Regions from separate parts of the Homo sapiens genome. Here region 2 is linked to region 1. Evidence: chromatin loops called from intact Hi-C (ENCODE). Cell type or tissue: heart left ventricle. All regions are shown on one strand. Links, peaks and the distances in the headings refer to the core of each region. The heading gives the core; the rest is flanking DNA. Region 1 overlaps FOXK2 (forkhead box K2). Region 2 overlaps FOXK2 (forkhead box K2).

Region 1 (8,000 bases), core at 1-8,000:
CTCCTGGGACTGCGCTACTGGAGCACATCCTTATCGCACATGAGATGGTCTCTAGCTCTGATCCTTCTCACCACACACTTCAGCCCATCCAGGTTTGACTTTAGTGACTGGGTGCCTCAGCACTCACTCCTGTTCCTGTCTCCTCTTACAGATGGTAACGAACTCGTTGAAACATGTCCCCAGAAGTAATATTTATTTTCCATGGATCTTTTATCTTGTTCTCTCTTAAAAGTTGTTTTTCAGGCTATGCCTTTTCTTGTTGACACAAATCTACCTGTTAATTATTGAGTGCTGAAAAACACACATTTTTTGGGGGCAGGTTCTTGCTCTGTCGCCCAGCTGGAGTGCAGTGGCACCATCTTGGCTCACTGCAACCTCCACCTCCCAGGTTTAAGCGATTCTCCTGCCTCAGCCTTAGGAGTAGCTGGGATTACAGATGCCTGCCACCACACCTGGCTGATTTTTGTATTTTTTGTACAGATGGGGTTTCCACATGTTGGTTAGGCTGGTCTCGAACTCCTGACCTCAGCTTATCCACCTGCCTCAGCCTCCTAAAGTGCTGGGATTACAGGTGTAAGCCACCGTGCCCGGCCTTGGCCTTCGTGATTTCTGATGAGAAGTCAGCTGTTAACAGTTATCCAGTCGCTTATCTCTTGCTGCTGTCAAGATTCTCTCTTTTTTTGTCTTTTGGCTTTCAACACTGATTAAAATGTGTTTCATTTTGGGTCCTGTGAGTTTATCCTACTTGGAGTTTGTTGAGCTTCTTGGATTTGTAAAATTTTTGTCTTTCATTAAACTCGAAAAGGTTTTGGCCATTATTTTTTCAGACATTCTTTCTGCCCATTTCAAACTTCCATGGTTGGTTGGTGAGCTGACATCTCACAGGTCCTTTAGGCTCTGCTCGTCTTCTTTGTTCTTTCTCCTTTCTGAGGAGACTTGCGGGAGCAGAATCTCAGTCTTCCCATCTTCAAGTTTCCTGATTCTTCTTGTGCCTGCTCAGATGTGCTATTGAACTGCTAGCATGAGCTTTTCATGTTTGTCATTGTACCTTTTAAAAGCTCCAGGATTTCTGTTTTGTTCCTTTTTATGCTGTCTCTGTCGATAGTCCTGTTTGGTTCACACACACGTTGTTTTCCTTATCTCTTTTAGTTGTGTGTTTTTGTTTTTGTTTTTTTTTTGAGATGGAGTTTCACTTTTGTTGCCCAGGCTGGAGTGCAGTGGCGCGATCTGGGCTCACTGAAACCTCTTCTGGTTCAAGCGATTCTCCCGCCTCAGCCTCCCGAGTAGCTGGGATTACAGGCATGCGCCACCATGCCCAGGTAATTTTGTATATTTAGTGGAGATGGGGTTTCTCCATGTTGGTCAGGCGGGTCTGGAACTCCTAACCTCAGGTGATCCGCCTGTCTCAGCCTCCCGAAGTGCTGGGATTATAGGTGTGAACCACCGTGCCTGGCATTTTTTTTGTATTTTTAGTAGAGATGGGGTTTCACCGTGTTGGCCAGGCTGGTCTCAAACTCCTCACCTCAGGTGATCTGCCCATCTCGGCCTCCCCAAGTGCTGGGATTACAGGTGTGAGCTACGGTGCCCGGCCTGTGTTTTTATTTAAGTTTTTGAGCATATTTAAGGCAGTTGTTTCAAAGTCTTTGTCTAGCAAATCCAGCATCTGGCCTTCCCCAGAATAGTTTCTGTCAGTTTTTATTTCTTTGACTGAGTCATACTTTCCTGTTTCTTTGTGTGCCTTGTGATTTTTGTTGTTGTTGCAAACTGGACCTGTGATGATGAGAACGCAGTAGCTCTGGAAATCAGATTCTTCTCCTTTCCTTGGGTTTGGTGGGGTTTTTTGCTTGCCAAAGGATATAGGGGCCCTTTTATTTAACGACTTTTCCAAGCTATTGTTATTGCAGACTATCTTCCTTCGTTATGTAGTCACTGAAGTCCTTGTTCCTCAGCTTGTGTTTAGTTGGTGTTTTGACAAAGATTTCCTTGAATGCCAGGAACTCTTACAGTCTTTACGAACTGGCTCTGTGCCTGAGCCCTCCTTGAACTCTTGATGGGCTTGCCCTTGGCCTAGGGATCAGCCCAGAGTGAAAGCAAGCTCGAGGCCGAGGAGGTCTTCGCAGAGGGGGCCTTTTGCCCTGGGCATGTGTGTAGCTTTCTGAATTTTCCAGCACACACTGAGGCCTCTGAATGTCCTGATTTCCCAGAAACACACCCAGGTTTTCGCCTTAGGCAGTCTGTTGTATGTTGGGACTGTAATCTTCTGCCCCAGGCATCTGAGAGTTAAATGGGTTTGAAATGTTTTTAAGCTTTTTTTGGCCTTGGATCTGACTTAGGCAAAACAGAAGAGGAGTGCCTTGTGTCAGTCAGACTCCAGACACATTAGAACAGACACACACAATACATTTTGAATGAGGTCTCCAGCAGCTTCTGGTAGGCACTTAAGGTTAGAAAACATTGTTTAGGAAAAGAATAGAATATAAAGCTTAGCGGTTGGTTGTAGAAGGTTCTTGCTGCTGGATCCACTCAGCTCCTGGGCAGTTGGTGGGGGCCAGCCTCCAGCTGACCAGTGAGTGGGATGCTGGGCTGGAGCTGCTGGTATTATGTTAGGAAGGTTATTCCTGAGAAATTCAGATACTTGTTGACTGAATTGGTATGATGCTTATAGTCTTTCTTAAATGATTAAAGTTTAACATATTATTAAATTTAAAAATATTGTGAAATAATACTTCTTGTAGAACATTTAGACCGTAAAAGTGGATGTGAAAAATTATCCATTGCCGGGCGGGCACGGTGGCTCACGCCTGAAATCCCAGCACTTTGGGAGGCTGAGGTGGGCGGATCATGAGGTCAGGAGTTTGAGACCAGCCTGGCCAGCATACAAAAAATTAACCGGGCATGGTGGTGTGTGCCTGTAATCAGCTATTCAGGAGGCTAAGGCAGGAGAATTGCCTGAACCTGGGAAGTGGAAGTTGCAGTGAGCTGAGATCATGCCACTGCACTCCGGCCTGGGCGACAAGAGTGAGACTCCATCTCAAAAAAAAAAAAAAAAAAAAAAAGGCCAGGCACACGGTGGCTTATGCCTGTTTGCCAACACTTTTGGAGGCCGAGGCGGGCAGGTCACGAGGTCAAGAGATTGAGACCATCCTGGCCAACATGGAAACCCCATCTCTACTGAAAATAAAAAAATTAGCCGGGCGTGGTGGTACACGCCTGTAATCCCAGCTACTCTGGAAGCTGAGGCAGGAGAACCCCTTGAACCTGGGAGGTGGAGGTTATAGTGAGCTGAGATTGCACCACTGCACTCCAGCCTGGCAATGGAGACTCTGTCTCCAAAAAAAAAAAAAAAAAAATCCGTGGCCAGGCACAGTGGCTCTCACCTGTAATCCCAGCACTTCTGGAGGCTGAGGCAGGTGGATTGCTTGAGGTCAGGAGTTCGAGACTAGCTTGGCCAACATGGTGAAACCCTGTCTCTACAAAAATACAAAAATTAGCTGGGCATGATGGTCGGTGCCTGTAATCCCAGCTACTTGGGAGGCTGAGACAGGAGAATCGTTTGAACCCAAGAGGCAGAGGTTGCAGTGAGCCGAGATCGTGCCATTGCACTCCAGCCTGGGCGACTGAGCAAGACTCCGTCTGAAAAAAGAAAAAAAAGATATAGGCCGGGTGGGAGGTGGGAGGATTGCTGGAGGCCAGGAGTTCGAGACCAGCCTGGCCAACATAGTGAGACTTCTTTCTCTACAAAAAATTTAAAAATTAGGTGTGGTCGTGCATTCCTCCAGTCCTGGACACTTGGGAGGCTAAGATGGGAAGATCACTTGAGCCCGGGAAGTTGAGGCTGTAGTGAGCCATGCTCGTGCCGCTGCGCTCCAACCTGGGTGACAGACCAAGATCCTGTCTCCAATTAAAACAACATTAAGCTCATTTTGTCAAAGGAAAAATTACCGTCCTCGCATTTGCCTTCGTTGTTGCAGACAGAAGAATGCCCTTGTCCTCTGCTGGTGGACACAGTCCCCACAGGAGCCGCATGGGGTTTTTCTGTGTATCATGTATGGTGTAGAAGAGCAAAATGCTCTGCACCGTGTTTTATAGGGAATGAAAAAGAACCCCACCAAACTTAGGATGCATCTTTCCAGCCGGGCCCTTCCTCAAGCCCCTCACTGTCACCTCTGGCCCCAGGGCAGGCCTGGGGCTCACCCCTTGGACAACACTGAGGCCCAGCCCAGAGAAGGGACTTGTACCCTACGCCATACCCACAGCTCACAGCCACTCAGCCCAGCATGGGTTGCCCCAGCCAGATCTCCTTCCAAAACAGTTAGAAGAGTATTGATGAAGAGTCCTTCAGAATTTTGATTCTTCTTCCTCTCCTGGTTTATCTTCTGGTGGAAAGAAAAACACGTTTGGAATGTTTAAGACTGAGAGGTGATGGGATTTCTTTTTGAGGTAGAAAATGTGGTATGAGAATGGGAGGGAGAAATAGAAAAGTATTGAAGCTTTTAAAACTGTAAGGTGGCCGGGCGTGGTGGCTCAGGCCTGTCATCTCAGCACTGTAAGGTGGCCGGGCGTGGTGGCTCAGACCCGTAATCTCAGCACTGTAAGGTGGCCGGGCGTGGTGGCTCAGGCCCGTAATCTCAGCACTGTAAGGTGGCCGGGCGTGGTGGCTCAGACCCCTAATCTCAGCACTGTAAGGTGGCCGGGCGTGGTGGCTCAGGCCCGTAATCTCAGCACTGTAAGGTGGCCGGGCGTGGTGGCTCAGACCTGTAATCTCAGCACTGTAAGGTGGCTGGGCGTGGTGGCTCAGGCCTGTAGTCTCAACACTTTGGGAAGCTGATGCGGGAGGATCAGTTGAGGACAGGAGTTCGAGACCAGCCTGGACAACATAGATGGACCCTGTCTCTACAAAAAAAATGAAACAATTAGCTCTGTATGGTGGCACATGCCTGTGATTCCAGCTACTTTGGAGGCTGAGGTGGGAGGATTGCTTGAACCCAGGAAGTCAAGGCTGTAGTGAGCCATGATCATACCACTGCACTCCAGTCTGGGTAACACTCGAGACCTTGTTTTAAAAAAAAAAATTAATTAAAAAATATATGTAAATGGGCCGGGCATGGTGGCTCACGCCTGTAATCTCAACACTTTGGGAGGCTGAGGTGACTGGATCACCTGAGGTCAGGAGTTCGAGACCAGGCTGGCCAACATGGTGAAACCCTGTCTCCGTTAAAAATACAAAAAATTAGCTGGGCATGGTGGCAGGCACCTGTAATCCCAGCTACTCAAGAGGCAGAGGCAGGAGAATCTCTTAAACCTGGGAGGTGGAGGTTGCAGTGAGCTGGGATCATGCCACTGCACTCCAGCCTGGGTGACACAGCGAGACTCCATCTCAAAAAAAAAAAAATATCGATAATTGAAAGAGCTTGTTGGACGCGGTGGCTCACGCCTGTAATCTCAGCACTTTGGGAGGCCAAGGAAGGCGGATCACCTGAGGTCGGGAGTTCAAGACCAGCCTGGCCAATATGGTGAAAACCTGTCTCTACTAAAAATACAAAAATTAGCCGAGTGTGATGGCGGATGCCTGTAATCCTGGCTACTTGGGAGGCTGAGGCAGGAGAATTGCTTGAACCTGGGAGGTGGAAATTGCGGTGAGCCGAGGTCATGCCATCGCAGTCCAGCCTGGGCAACAAGAGCGAAACTGTCTCAAAAAAAAAAAAAAGAGTTACCTTTCAGAATGGGCTCAACCGCTTGAATGATTTGGAGAATTGGAGGTAAGAGATTTTGGTGTTAATGACTTTCACTTCCCTGTCTTATGTCCATTCTTCCTGCACGATTGTTGTTTGTGGGTATGCGTCCTTCTGCACGTAATCTGTTTGAAGCCTTTCCAGTGATCCCATGTCTATACCCCCTTTCCCCTGTGTAGCCATCCCATTGGCCTGGATGCTTGGGGATGGTTTGTCTACTCATGCCCCTGTCTTTTCTCCTGGAGTTGGCACACTCCAGTCCAGCACCCACCCTCAGGCGTAACCCTTTCCTTCCTCCCACACGCCTGCCCACTGGATGCTACTCTGCAGCTGCCTCTCCTGTAAGACCAGCCGTGAAGGTTCCTGCTCAGATGCTTTCCCTATATCTGTCTCTCAGTGCCATCTAGGGAGGGAGCAAATAGTTATCAAGTTAGCAGTTTATTCTGTCTTGAATTCTCTAATTGTTTTATGCCCACTAACAAGGTTGACAGCTGAGGTCCCATATCAGTAAGTGAGCATTTATTATTTTTTTCCCAGCGCATCACACCTGGGCTTGTTGAACAGAAAAGCCTTTTTATGTGTTAATACTGTGTTGGCTTGAAATGGAGTGGCACCTTCGGGGGCTGACAGTGGCATAGCTTGGAGTGTGATCTTTCTCAGACAGGGGTCCACAGTGGGTGTGTGTGGCGTGTGGCTGCTGCTTCATTGTCCTTGGAGTAGGCCCTCCCAGCGGTTGGAGGGTGTTTGAGACCAAGCAAATTCCTGTGTGAGCAGCTCCGTCTTCTCTGGTTCTGCTGATGGATTCACCTTTTAGCATAGGTGTCAGTGGGCCAACCTCAGGGGCGTGCAGGGACAGGGACAAAGGGTGTGGTATAAGCACAAGTAGGCCTGAAATAGACAGGTTTCTGGAGTTAGAATTTTAAAATAGTTGTAGATTCTAAATAACTAATGATTTACAGTTTTTTTTTTTTTCAGTCAGAGTTGTGCTGTATCGCCCAGGCTGGAGTGCAGTGGCACGATCTCGGCTCACTGCAACCTCCGTCTCCTGGGTTCAAGTGATTCTCGTGCCTCAGCCTCCCAAGTAGCTGGGATTACAGGCGCCCGCCATCACGCCCGGCTAATTTTTGTATTTTTAGTAGAGACGGGGTTTAACCATGTTGGCCAAGGCTGGTCTCGAACTCCTGACCTCCTGCCTCAGCCTCCCAAAGTGCTGGGATTGCAGATGTGAGTCACCACGCCTGGCCAAATTTTTAAATGTATTAACTTGTATCTGTGTATTACAAATTGATACTTGTGTGACAATCAGATATGACACTCAAATGAAAACTGATAACTTTTTTTTCATACTTAACACACTGTGAACTGCATTGTACCTGTTTCAAGAGGTAGGAAGGGTGATTTTTTTCTTAATAGATGGAGTCTTACTTTGTTGCCCAGGCTGGAGTGCAGTGGTGCGATCATGGCTCACTGCTCCCTCGAATTTCTGGGCTCAAGGGATCCTCTTTACCTCAGCCTCCTGAGTAGTAGGGACTAGAGGCACAAATCACTGCATCCAGCTAATTAAATTTTTTTTTTTTTTTGAGATGGAGTCTCATTCGGTTTCCCAGGCTGGAGTGCAGTGACACAATCTCAGCTCACTGCAACCTCCACCTTCCCGGTTCAAGTGATTCTTTTGCCTCAGCCACCCTAGTAGCTGGGATTACAGGCATGCACCACCACGCCTGGCTATGTTTGTATTTTTTGGTAGAGACAGGGTTTCGCCACGTTGGCCAGTGTGGTCTTGAACTCCTGGCCTCAAGTGATCCACTTGCCTCAGCCTCCCTCCACAAATTTTTTTTTTCTTCTTTCTTTTTTTTTTTTTTGAGACAGTTTCGTTCTTGTCGCCCAGGCTGGAGTGCAATGGTGCGATCTCGGCTCACTGCAACCTCCGCCTCCTGGGTTCAGGCAATTCTCCTGCCTCAGCCTCCCGAGTAGCTGGGATTACAGGTGCGCACTACCAGGCCCAGCTAATTCTTTTTGTATTGTTAGTAGAGACGGGATTTCACCATGTTGGCCAGGCTGGTCTCGAACTCCTGAACTCAGGTGATCCGCCCGTCTCTGGCCTCCCAAAGTGCTGGGATTACAGACGTGAGCCACCATGCCCTTCCCCAGTTTTTTATTTTATTTTATTTTATACAGACAGGGTGTCACTGTCCTGCTCAGGTTGGTGTAGTTAGTACTCCTGGGCTCAAGCAATCTTCCTGCCTTGGCCTCCCAACCGTGAATTAC
Region 2 (12,768 bases), core at 1-8,000, 61 kb after region 1:
CAGACTGGAGTGCAGTGGCGTGATCACAGCTCAGTGCAGCCTTGAACTCGTGGGCTCAAGTGATTCTCCTGCCTCAGCCTCCTGAGTAGCCAGGACTACAGGCACGTACAAACATGTCCAGCTAATATTTTTTTTCTTTTGTAGAGATGGGGTCTTACCGTGCTGCTCAGGCTGGTCTCAAACTCCTAGGTTCAAGTGATTCTCTCGCCTCTGCCTCCCCAAATGCTGGGACTACAGGTGTGAGCCACCGCGCCCAGCCTTCTCCTTGTGTTTGAACTGGAGAGGACAGAGTGCTATACATGTGGTCACGGTTTTTCTTCGTTGAAAGCTCTAACAGTGGGGTCGGTCCCTGTTATTAAGCCTGTGTCACTATTCCCTGGGCCCTAAAAGTGCACCTGGCTCCTGTGACTTGGGGTCCTTTCCCACTCCTCTCCCCAGGGCCCCTTGGCCTCAGAAGGCCCCCATGTGCCAGCTCAGACTGGAGTTGCCTCAGTTGACACAGCAGGCCCCATCCAGACAGACCAGCAGGTGCTTCTGGAGACAAGAGCAAAGCCTTTTCCGGCAGCCCGGAACCTGGGATGAGAAACGACAGGTGGAAGGTTGTCCAGAGACACCTACAGCGTGGATGCTGTTCCGAGTCAGCGTAGGAGAAAGGCCACTGGAAACCAGAGTCACACTGCGCGTCTGTGCATCTCTGGCCTACCGCAGTGGCCCCGGCTGTCTGCACATTTTTTGTAGACACATTAGAGTCGGTTGAGGCCACACCTGCGGCCACAGACTGCGACCGCGATTGCAGGGAGGAGCATCTGAGGTGGTCACGGGGTTTGCCCAGCTCACACCAACTGCAGGTCAGTTCCTGCTTCGCCTTCAGTAGCCTGAGTCCCTTCTTCTTTTTCTTTCACGTTACTAGGGCAGTTGTTCGCTGACGCCTTAATTCTGGAACACGTTCCTTGCCCAGATTCTTGGTGGCTGCTTGTTCCCTTCTCATCGTTCCTGCTGTGTTTTCCATGCTTGGTGTAGGGGGACCCTCAGAGCTTGGTGTAGGGGGAGCCTCAGAGCTTGGTGTAGGGGGAGCCTCAGAGCTTGGTGTAGGGGGAGCCTCAGAGGTGGCGTCAGGACGTGCCTGCCCCACCGGTTGCCCTGGTGCCCTCGTCACGCCCCGGGACCGCGCACACGTGGGGACTGTTTCCAGACGCACTTTCTGCGGGCAGTCTGTGTGGCAGGGCTCCCTGCCCAGCTCCTGCAGCCTCATCAAGTCTCCCACTAAGGAGGTGTCGCTCCTCCAACTTTGTTCTTTTTAAAAATCGCTTCAGCCATTCTAGGTCCTTGGCATTTCCGCGTGAACTGTAGGATTCCTACACCAAGCCTGCTGGCGTCTTGATTGGGACGGTGTTGAATCCAGAGTGTGTGGCAGAGCTGGCGGAGCCCCTCTTTCTTTGATCTCTGCCGATCTCCTTGATTTCACGTTTGTTTTATTCCACAGACCACCCCCTCCCCATCTTCTCACCTACTTCAGGTTCCATTTCATGGTAGGAAATTCCTGTAGTCCTCCCGGGCTTGCTGAAGTGCTGCTCCAAGTTACAGTCCCCGGGTTGTCAGGCGTGGCGAGAGCCCCTTGTGCTCAGAGCTCTCACGGAACACAGAGCAAGCCTGTCTACGAGTTCAGCCGGTGAGGGGCAGGGGCTGGTGAAGGCGGCGGCGCCTCTGGGTGTGCCCAGGGGCAGGGTCGCCTCCAGGCCCCACGCGCTAAGCCGTGACTCCCTGTAACACACCCGTGTCGACACAGGTCACGTGGGCCCGAGGTGCTCATACATCACACTCCTTGTCCAGGATGGTCCTTCCTGGCACCATGTGGTCCTCGGTGCAAACCAGAGTTTGCAGTGCTCGCTGCACAGACCCTTCTGCCTTATTCAGCATCTTTAGATCAACAGAGTCAGTGCCTTCCCAAGAGAGCACGTGTGGGCCTCATCAGGAGCATGTGCCCAACTCGTGTGTGTGTTCCTTCTCTGCCCTGGAGGAGAGGGGTCGCCCTCTCTTGTGGCCCACCCCGGGGCTGCAGGGCTGATGGCTGCTCCCTCCCCAGCTCCGGCACCTCCAGGGCTCTGCTGCCTTTAGTCTTCCTTGCGTGCCCTCCACCTCCCTCCGAGCCTCTGCTGAGACCTCTGCTTCAGGGCCGGGCGTGTTAGCACAGCCCCTCTGCTGTTACAGGGCTCCATGTGGGGTCTCCACGTGGCGGAGTACCTCGCGACAGAGGCTCTGTGAGGGCAGGGCTGGGTGGATGAGAGTATTTAAGTGTCACCATTTCTTTTCTTTCTTTTTTTTTTGAGACAGAGTTTTGCTTTTGTTGCCCAGGCTGGAATGCAGTGGCATGACCTTGGCTTACTGCAACCTCTGCCTCCTGGGTTCAAGCAATTCTCCTGCCTCAGCCTCCTGAGTAACTGAGATTACAGGTGCCCGCCACCACACCTGGCTAATTTTGTATTTTTAGTAGAGACGGGGTTGCACCACGTTGGCCAGGCTGGTCTCAAACTCCTGACCTCAGGTGATCCGCCCACCTTGACCTCCCCAAGTGCTGGGATTACAGGCGTGAGCCACCGCGCCCGGCCTCCCAGTTTCTTTTCACTCCAGGCCTCTCACTACTGTTCTCTAATTGACACAGAATAATTGTGCAAGTGTATGGGGTGCACAGTGATGTTGAGAAGCATGTGACTCGTGATCGGCACATCCGTCATCTCATTGACCATTTCTAGGTGTTGGGAACCTTCTGGCTGTTTGAAACCGTATTGTTGACTCCCATCATCTCGCAGTGCTGCAGAACACTAAACTTATTCCTTCTGTCTAGCTGTCGTTTCTAGTTTTACGTCTTTTTAAAAATTATTCCTCCTGTCTGTCATTTCTAGTTTTATGTCCTTTTAAAAATTATTTATTTTTTATAGAGACGGGGTCTTGCTATGTTGTCCAGGCTGGTCTCAGCCTCCTGGCCTCAAGGGACCCGCCTGCCTCAGCCTCTCTTGGGGTTGCAGGCGTGGACCACTGTGCCTGGCCTACGCCTCTTGTATTCTCTGGGTCATCCAGTCAACTTGAGCCCTGGTGAGGGTGAGGCTGTTGGGTTGGGTGAGTCAGCCGTGTTGTGCTGCCGTAACAGAACACCCAAGATGGAAGACTTTAGCATGAACAGAAACGGATTGGCTTGCAGTTCTGGAGGCTGGCAAGGGCCTTCTTCCTGTGTGCTCACGTGGTGATGGGGTGAAGGCATATTCACCCTTTTAGAATGAACTCACTCCTGGAATCATGAGCCTGTCCCTTGGTGACAGCATTAAGCTGTTAGTGAGGGCAAAGCCTTCATGGTCAAGTCACCTTCTGAAGATGCCACCTCCTAATTAGGCTGCGTGGGCAAGTGAGTTTCAGCATTTCAGGAGACAGATGCCCACACCATAGCAGTGACCTCATCTCATTCAGGGTATTGGTGCTTGTCAGACACTGGCTGTGACTCGCATCTGGGTGCGTGTGCCTCTCTCTGTGGGGGCCACCCTGCCGTCAGGCGCCAGGAAACCGACGTCAGGGAATGTGGGGGTCTCCCTGAGAGGGTGCCGACCTAACACGGCTCCTCCGGGTCACGTGGGTGGGCTCAGCGGCCTCCCGTGCCTCCCCTAGGTCTGGAGTCTCCCCTGCCCTCTCGTTGGGCTCCAAGCCTCTTCCTCAGCCCAGCTTCCTGCTTTGTGGCAGCCGTGCTTTCTGGAAGCTGAGCAGCTTCTTTTTTTTTTTTTTTTTTTTGAGACGGAATTTCTTTGTCCCCCAGACTGGAGTGCAATGGCACGATCTCAGTTCACTGCAGCCTCCGCCTCCTGGGTTCAAGTGATTCTCCTGCCTCAGCCTCCCGAGTAGTTGGGACTATAGGCCCCCACCACCTTGCCCGGCTAATGTTTTTGTATTTTTAGTAGAGATGGTGTTTCACCATGCTGGCCAGTTCGAGACTGGTCTTGAACTCGTAACCTCAGGTGATCCTCTCGCCTCAGCCTTCCAAAGTGCTGGGATTACAGGCGTGAGCCACCGCACCTGGCCTCTTGTTCATGTTTTATGTGTAAATTGGTCCTCTGCTATTTCTGTTGCTCAGAGGTGGAAAGGAGAAGGGAACACGATAAAGTCACACATCCACACTGTTGACAGGGGTTTGGCTTCCAGGGAACACACCTCTGTGGCCTCAGGGCTATGTCCTGAATTCTAAAACGGGGCTCTCACGGCTGACCCGATGTCACTGGGTCCCCGTTTGCTGCTTGAGTCTCTTCGGAGCCCAGTGTTGACTCCCGCTCTTCGTGGCTGCCCCGGCTATCTGGCCATGAGGAGCTGACCACGCACCTGGCCGGACTCACATCCGCTCCGCTAGGGAAGACCTGGGGGCGGAGGTCGGTCTCTGACCAGCCAGCGTCCCTGCAGGGGACTGCGAGTAGGAGGCGGGTATTGCCCACGCCAGGGCCTGTGGTCTGAGAGGGCTGGCCCTTGACGGACAGGTGGGCAAGTCCCCCTCCCACATCTCTAGGCACCAGGGCGTAGCGTACCATGTGTGCTGTGTTTGTGGTTGGGTTCAGGTACTGCCCTGTAGGCGTGTCTGCTCTGAGCCTCCTGGGACAGCCTGAAGTGGTTGCTGCACAGCTGCTTTGGGGCCTCCCAGGGGTGTGTTCCTGCTCCCACCCTGGGGTGCTCTGAGTTGGTCTTGGGTTAGAGAAGTGCAGTGGCTGGTGTGTGCGCAGCCTAGGGGCCTAGGACCTGCTTCTCAGAGCATCACGGGGCCCACCAAGAAGTGCCCCCTGGGGAGGTGACAGCGTCTTCCAGAAATGCCGCCGCCCACAAGGAGGACTGGCCTGTGCCGGAAGCTGGAGATGGTGGGGTCCTGATGGCACCTGGTAGGTGAGGGTGCCCCAGAGAAACAGAGCCAAGGCGGCGGCCTGGAGACAGATTCTGTGGAATCTGCCCACTCTGTTGTGGGGCCTGCCAAGCTCAGCATCTGCAGGGTGGACCGAACCCCGGGGAAAGAGTCAGTGCTGGATTCTCAAGAGTCCAGAGGCCATCCAGGGCAGAGTGCTCCCCTCAGAGGACCTCAGTCTTTTCTTAGTCCTTCACCTGATTGGATGAGGCCCACCCACTCATGGCGATCAGCTGATTTACTCAGAGCTGACTGATTTAAATGTTAATTTCATCTAAAGAAGTAACTATACAGAAACATCCAGATTAATGGTTGACCAAAATCTGGGCACTGTGGCTCAGCCAGGCTGGCACATAACATTACCCATCGCATGTTAGTTGGAAGCTTGGCCTTTGGAATTAACTCAGCCTGGTCAGCCGTTAGCAGCCAGCAGTCTCTGTTCTGCCCACACACCTCTGTGGACTGACCCAGGACACAGGTGAGCAGCATCCATGAGAAACTGTGGTGCTTCTCTCCTATGGGACAGATGGAGCCCCGCTCCCTTCTGTGTGGAAATGGTCCAGGAGCATCTTGTGCGGGTGGTGGGGGGGCGAGGGCAGGGCCTCCGCATGAGGGAGAGCAGCGAGCGGCAGCCACTCCTTCGCCGAGCCAGCAGGGCCATCTCCTGTCTGCCTCAACCACTACTGGACTCAGCCTTTCTCCCCCAGCAGTGACATCAAAATAGCCTATTTATAGGACATAACAAAGATGATGCCAGCTGTTAATAAAAATGTCCGCTAATCAGGCAGTTCACTTGCTGCAGTTTTTTGGGGTCCCAAGGGCCCAGCCCAGGCTCCTGTGCCCTTGGCCACCGTGGGCCAGTCCCTGGGGTCTTGTGGGAGCCTCCGCGGGCCTGGGAGTGGCAGGACCCTTAGAGGGCGAGAGTTCACATGAGAGCGTGGGGTTCTGACTCGCGAGGGTTCACGTGAGAGCGTGGGGTTCTGAGTCGCGAGGGTTCACGTGAGAGCGTGGGGTTCTGACTCCCTCGTGTCATTTCAGCCGCGGCGAGTCCTTTGCACATGTTGGCAACACACGCATCCGCATCGGCCTCCCTGCCCACAAAGCGCCACAACGGTGACCAGCCGGAGCAGCCGGAGCTGAAGCGGATCAAGACAGAAGACGGCGAGGGCATCGTCATTGCCCTGAGCGTGGACACGCCACCGGCAGCCGTAAGGGAAAAGGGTGTCCAGAACTAGCGACCGGGAGAGCTTTTCTTTAACGATATCAACTCTGTGGTGCCAAAAGGAGACGCGGCCTCCCGCCAGCACTCGGGGGTGCAGGGCCCTGTGGTTGGACTTCACCTCTCAGCACTGAAAACCCAAAACCCAGCTGGCCTTAACACTCCTTAAAGACAGAAGTCACACTTGAACAAAACCCACACACAACAAAACCTGATTTGGGAGACGGTGTCTCCACTGAGCACCTGCTGGGCTGAGCTTCTACCTACGAGTGAAACTCTGTCCTCCCGCGAGGACCAGGCATCGCTGTGTGAGGACGGCACGGCCAGCGCCTGCTGTGAGTGGGTCTCCCAAGACTAGGCCTCAGGACGCGGGGGGAGCCATCCCCGCCGCCCTCACAGGACCCACCAGGCAGCGGAGACATGTGGAATTAGAGTATTTTGAGGTGTCCTTTCTTTACAAAATAATGGGGTCTTGGGCATTTCACATCACTCCATTTCTACTGAGACTTTCAGAATCACACAGGCCCTTTCCGTGGATTTCATTTGGGGCAAAGAAACAACGTAGTTTTGTTTTTGTTTTCAGCCTATGGAATGATTTCCTTTTGTCTGTCTTGTTCAAGTTCAGACGAAGCTACTCTGGCATCTGCACATTTCCGTGTTACAGCAGCTGCCTGATGAATTTTATCCACCTCCATTTCAGCATGTGGCTCGCGTGGACAGGTGGACGGACGCTGTGGCCGCATGGAACCTTGAGAACCCAGGGACGAGCCAGTGCCGGGAAGGAACTGCCGGGACTCACCGAGCTGCACTTAACTGTTCTCTTTCTGGCTATTTTTTGTTGTTTGTTTCTTTGTGTTGACTTTGTCCCTGGCAAAATTTTCCACTCTGAGTAAAACAAGTCTCCTAAGTATTGTGTATGTTTAAAACGACAGAACCATTTCTACTTCATTTGGAAAAAGATTCAGTCTTTTATCACAGGCCCTTTTGAAACTCAGATCCCAGGTCTCTCCGTGGTATGTTTGTATTTGGGGTGTCCCTCCGGCTCTAGGCGGCCTCTGACCTGCTGTCTACTCCCCACCTTCGGTGAGCGGCCGCCATGGTGGAGCAGGGTCCGAGCCACGTCCTGCAGGGCACGTCTGGGGCATTTCCTGTTTTGTGGTAGGAAATGTCCCTGACCTTTCAGAACCGAACCCAATCCTGAGGCTGACTCCTCTACGGAAAATGAGGACAGGACGGGGGTGAGGGAATGAGAGTGGGAGGTCCCTGCACCTCCTCGCCCGGCTCCTCAGGAAGAAAACCGCTGGCCCTTCCCGAGTGTGCCGGCCGAGGGCCGAGGGCCGTGCACATGGGGAGAGGGCGTCAGCCTGATGGCTGAGCTTTTAAATGTCATCATCATAACATTATTTATTTAAATGTAGTTATTTTGGTATTTAATTTTTTTTTAGAGAGGAAAAAACCTGTATTTTCCTGGTGGGATGAAATAGGGATGAAATGGCTCAGAATGGTATATTTAGGCAATTTTAAAACATTTATTATTTACATAAAGACCAAATATGATGAATCTGTTCCGTGAATTGTGTCGGCCCTCAGCATGGGGCTGGGGCAGCGTCACTGCGGTGACGCCCATTGAAAGGTATGAAATGACTGCACACTAGCTGGATTATCACTCAGCCGTTTAAGAAATAAAAGCAAAACCATCACGTGACTGAGACCGTGTGTGTGACCGCAGCAAAGCGCAGCGTGTGGATGGATCAGAGCCCCTCGGTGCAGCTGTCTGCATCTTCCAAGCACTTTACAGATACCTTGGAATGTATATTTTTGTCTTCTTACTCAGAAGGTTTGCAGTTTGTAAAATAATCAGGATTCTGCTCTGTCCTGTGTGTGGGGTCAGCTCCCTCCACAGAGGGCTCCAGCTCTGTTGGTCACAGCTGATGGGGTTCTCTGATTGATAGGAGACGAGCTCTTGAGCTCTAAGGAACAGTGAGGTCGCCGGTGGGGAGCTTGGCTGGGACACCAAGCAAATGCATCGTATGTCCCCTTGGAGACGTTTTTATGCAGCTGTGTATGTTACTATCCAGAAGGAGTCGGGGGTAGACTTTCCCGTGTAAGCTCAGTCCATAAACTGGTTACTTCTGATCCTGGAACGTGGACTTCACATGATAGGTCTGGATCTGTTTCTGTTGGGATCACAGGTAAGGAAAATGTCCATTCAAATGGTAAAGAAGGGAGGAGGGTGTTTTTTTTTTTTTTTTTTGCCGTAGGCACCATTCTGCATCTTGAACCCAGACTGAAGTGTGCCTCTCACAGATGGAAGGTGCACACGCTCCTGTCTCCTCCTCACTCTGCCACGTTCACTTGGCTTTTTCATTGGTACCTAGGAATTTAAGAATATCGAAGCGAGAGCAGTAACAAACCATAGATGAGCAGACTCCCACACCGGGTTTTCTTGCCCGTCTTTAAGGCACTGTTTCTAAATTTTGAACTTAGCTCTGAATCCCCAAGAACTTGAGCACAGCAAGGGTTGCTGAGCTGCTGTCGCCGCAGCCCTGGCCCCTGGTGCTGGAGCTGCAGCACCTTTGGGAGAGGTCCTGCGTCGTCCTCAGCTGCGTCGCTGTGAACTCCCGCTCTCCACTGTGTTCCTCAGTGTCTGCTTTTCAGGAAGTCTGCTGTGACCTTTGCCCAACTTCTGAGCTCCTCAGGGACTAGGAACAATTTCAGTAGCTTTGCCCTGAACCAAACGAGAAAACAAAAGGGAACTCCCGTATGACCCACGTCACGTGGTGCACTCAGAGTGTGTGCGGCATGATCCTCGGTTGCTCCTCCTCTCACTTTAGTAGAGTACGCGGTGGACAGCTGATCTCCTTCAGTCGTCTACCCACTTCCGTCATTGTCCTCCGCTAGAATAACAGAGTAGTTGGTAGTCATGGCCAGAAGGGGGGTGGGGGCAGTGTGAGGACTTGGGGTTTCTGTGCTGTGTGACACAAGGAGATAAGTGACAATCTTGAAGTCCTAACTTCCACTATTCTAGAAAGTATAGTGGTGATTTGTGTGCAAAGATTTGAAGTTTTAAAAAAGTACCAAGTTCCTGAAATTCAATAAAATATTTTTATTAATTTTAATGGAATGCAGAGTATCATTTTCATTTTGATTGACTGACTTTTTACTTCATGCTCTCTTCTGAGCACACCGGAGGCCTAGCGCATTGGCAAGAACTTAACCAGGGAGCTGCACTGAGGACCAGCACTGCAGGCCCTGCCAGTGGGACAGCGGGTTGAGCGTGCAGGTAGAAAAGGCGCCGTGTCACAGGCAGTGGTAACAGGGTCTTGATTGATTGATCTATGATGTCGGAGTTTTAAAGTTACTTGGAGATTGTGGCTGCCACTATTTCTTCTGCAGACTTTCTCTCCAACCTGAGAATGAAGATCACTGCAAAGCATCTTGAGGGACATTTTCTCAGAAAATGAAAAAGCAGCTCTTGGCCGGCGCGGTGGCTCATGCCTGTCATCCCAGCACTTTGGGAGGCCGAGACGGGCAGATCATGAGGTCAGGAGATTGAGAACATCCTGGCTAACATGGTGAAATCCCATCTCTACTAAAAATACAAAAAAAATTAGCCGGGCGCAGTGGCGGGCGCTTGTAGTCCCAGCTACTCGGGAGGCTGAGGCAGGAGAATGGCGTGAACCTGGGAGGTGGAGTTTGCAGTGAGCCGAGATTGCGCCACTGCACTCCAGCCTGGGCGGCAGAGCGAGACTCCGTCTCAGAAAAAAAGAAAAAGCAGCTCTTCTGAAGAGGTACTTGGGTATTCAAGTTCCCACACAGGAACACTTTGATCTTCAGGCCCTGAAAATCTGGTGTGGATCGCTAATGTCTGGAATCGTGATGACATTATCAGTACTCACCCCAGGGTAGCAGAGGGAAGAAACCGTGCTGAAAATGACACAGAGGCCTTTGGGAGCTAAATGATGTTCACGGACAGAGAGTTCATAACGGAGTGTTTGTTTTATTCCTTACACTGATCCCCTAATTTAAAACAGTTCATACTGGCATAAAAGAACTGTTTATCACGCCCTGCGAGACTGCCTCTTCCAGCAAAGTGAAGCAGTCATTTGTAATTTGTTTCTGCCAGGTCTGCGTCTGCAGTGCACCCGGGCTGCGTTGATGGGTGCTGGGAAATTGTCACTGTTTGTTGCCCCCTTTCTGAGCTATGTCCACAGCAACACAAAATTACAATTCAGAGTGGGTCTCAAGTGACCTCTGATGACTAAACTGGCTACAAAGATTCCAGTGGACTCCTCCACCTGTGTCTCCTAGGGGTTATGACTAACTGTGGACCTAACAAACAGAGCAACTATCTCAGTCCTATGGAAAGTCAGTCGTATATAATACAGAACAGCAGGCAGACTAGAGCCAGAACAAGGACCGGTGTGATGGGTTTTTCCTGGGTTTTCCCCTCCCATTGCTGAGCCTAGTCCGTTGCTGGGCCTAGTCGGGGGCGGTCTATCCGAACTGCACATTAGGGATGAACATTAAAATCTCCAAGAGAAGCCCGCTTCCCTCTCATCCTGGGCAGAGACGGTCGTGGGAAACTCCTGCAAGCAGCAGCCCTGCAGACACTGGCGACTCCCACAGAGCCCTTCACGCTGGCGACTCCCACAGAACCCTTCACGCTGACGAGAGGAATTGGAAAACAGGCCCCTGTAGTCCAAAGAGCATGAGGGAAATCCCTGCTCCACTTTGGCCCCAAGCTGGACCTAGTCATAGGAATGGGAACAGCACAGAGAGGCTGAAACCTGGGCTTTTAAGTCAAAGGACACAGCAGAGGAGTTAAGAGACCCCCTAAAGCTCCACATGAATGGCACTGACGTGGGGAAAACAGCAAAGGCTATTTGAGCTCAACTCCTGTGTAGACTGGCCCCTGGGTGAACAGCACGACACAGACTTGGAAGACTAGCCTGACACCAGAGTCACAGCTCCAGGAGGCAGGCTGGCACATGCAATCAGAACATAACTGGGTTACTTGCCTGCTGAGACACAACTCAGCATCCTGCAGAGGGTTTCATGGACTTGGGAGTCTCAAGGTATGCCGAATGTCTAGAATACAAAATTACTAAACGTAAAAAGAGCCAGAAAAATCTCTGCCCTAAAGTGAAAAGACCGAATGCCAACTCTCACATGACCCAAATATTGGGAATATCAGATAAAGAACAGTTATTATAACCATGCTCTGTGAAATAAGGGCAAATGCTCTTGAATCAAAGAAATGAAAAAATTCAGTGAATAAACAGAAAAACATTTGGAAACAAAAATGAACTGGGACTTGTAGGACAAGATTGAAGGGTCTACTGTGTATGTCACTAGATTCCTATAAAACAGAGAAACAACGTATACAATTTTTTTTAAAGAAATATTTTAGTCCGGGTGGGCGCGGTGGCTCATGACTGTAATCCCAGCACTTTGGGCGGCCGAGGTGGGTGGATCACGAGGTCAGGAGATCAAGACCAGCCCGGCCTACATGGTGAAACCGCATCTCTACTAAAAATACAAAAATTAGCCGGGCATGGTGGCACACACCTGTAATCTCAGCTACTCGGGAGACTGAGGCAGGAGAATCGCTTGAGCCCAGGAGGCGGAGGTTGCAGTGAGCGCAGATTGCGCCACTGCACTCCAGCCTGGGCGACAGCGAGACTGTCTCATTTAAAAAAAAAAATACATATATATATATTTTTTTAATTTATTTTTATTTATTTATTTTTTTGAGACGGAGTCTCGCTCTGTTGCCCAGGCTGGAGTGCAGTGGCACGATCTCGGCTCACTGCAAGCTCTGCCTCCCAGGTTCAAGCGATTCTCCTGCCTCAGCCTCCGGAGTAGCTGGGACTACAGGCACCCACCACCACGCCCGGCTAATTTTTTGTATTTTTAGTAGAGACGGGGTTTCACCGTCTTAGCCAGGATGGTCTTGATCTCCTGACCTCATGATCCGCCCGCCTCGGCCTCCCCAAGTGCTGTGATTACAGGCGTGAGCCACCGCGCCTGGCCTATATATGTGTGTGTGTGTATATATATATATATATATTTTTTTTTTTTTTTTAATAAATACTTTAAAGATTCACGAAGGTGAGTGAATTCCAATAAGATCATCTCAAGGAAAACCATGTTGAGGCAATAAACTAAAGAAAAGACATTTTTTTTTTAACCTGGAAAGCAGCCAAAGAAAACTGACTTATCCAGGTTGAGTATTCCTAATCTGAAAACTCAGTAATCTAAAATCCGAAACTTTGAGTGTTGACACGATGCTCAAAGGAAATATTCATTGGAGCATTTTGGACTTCAAATTTTTGAATTAGGAATGCAGGGCGGGGCACAGTGTCTCATCCCAACACTTTGGGGGGTCGAAGTGGGAGGCTCACTTGAGCCCAGGAGTTGGAGACCAGCCTAGGCAACTTGGCAAAATCCTGTCTCTACTAAAAATAAACCAAGTGTGGTGGTGTGCACCTGTAGTCCCAGCCACTCAGGAGGCCCAGGCGGGAGGATCGCCTGAACCCAGGAAGCTGAAACTGGACTGAGCCGTGACTGCACCACCACACTCCAGCTTGGGCAATGGGAGTGAGACCTTGTCTCAAAAAACAGA

Evidence for each region. Peaks named below come from ENCODE experiments on the same cell type or tissue, not always from the same donor. Only the 100,000 strongest peaks of a DNase experiment are listed, where the experiment ranks them.
Region 2: a loop joins it to region 1, with 5 times the contacts of the local background. A loop is called at or near these places in 4 of 110 quality-filtered maps.

What each region holds. Positions count from the first base shown.
Region 1 is chr17:82,534,587-82,542,586 of GRCh38, forward strand. The region is part of intron 1 of FOXK2 (forkhead box K2); the gene reads left to right. Among named protein-coding and RNA genes, the nearest start is that of FOXK2, 19 kb to the left of the region's middle. RefSeq lists a silencer at 1-101 and an enhancer at 797-1,382. In heart left ventricle, for the core only: no CTCF peak of the experiment used is centred there; no DNase peak of the experiment used is centred there; H3K4me3 peaks cover 1,718 bases; H3K27ac peaks cover 2,957 bases.
Region 2 is chr17:82,595,344-82,608,111 of GRCh38, forward strand. FOXK2 (forkhead box K2) reads left to right here. Exons shown (of 9, transcript NM_004514.4): 9 at 5,960-9,259. The coding sequence ends at 6,156. Among named protein-coding and RNA genes, the nearest start is that of FOXK2-AS1, 13 kb to the left of the region's middle. RefSeq lists an enhancer at 4,649-4,898 and a silencer at 7,679-7,788. In heart left ventricle, for the core only: no CTCF peak of the experiment used is centred there; a DNase peak (open chromatin) is centred at 6,478; H3K27ac peaks cover 429 bases.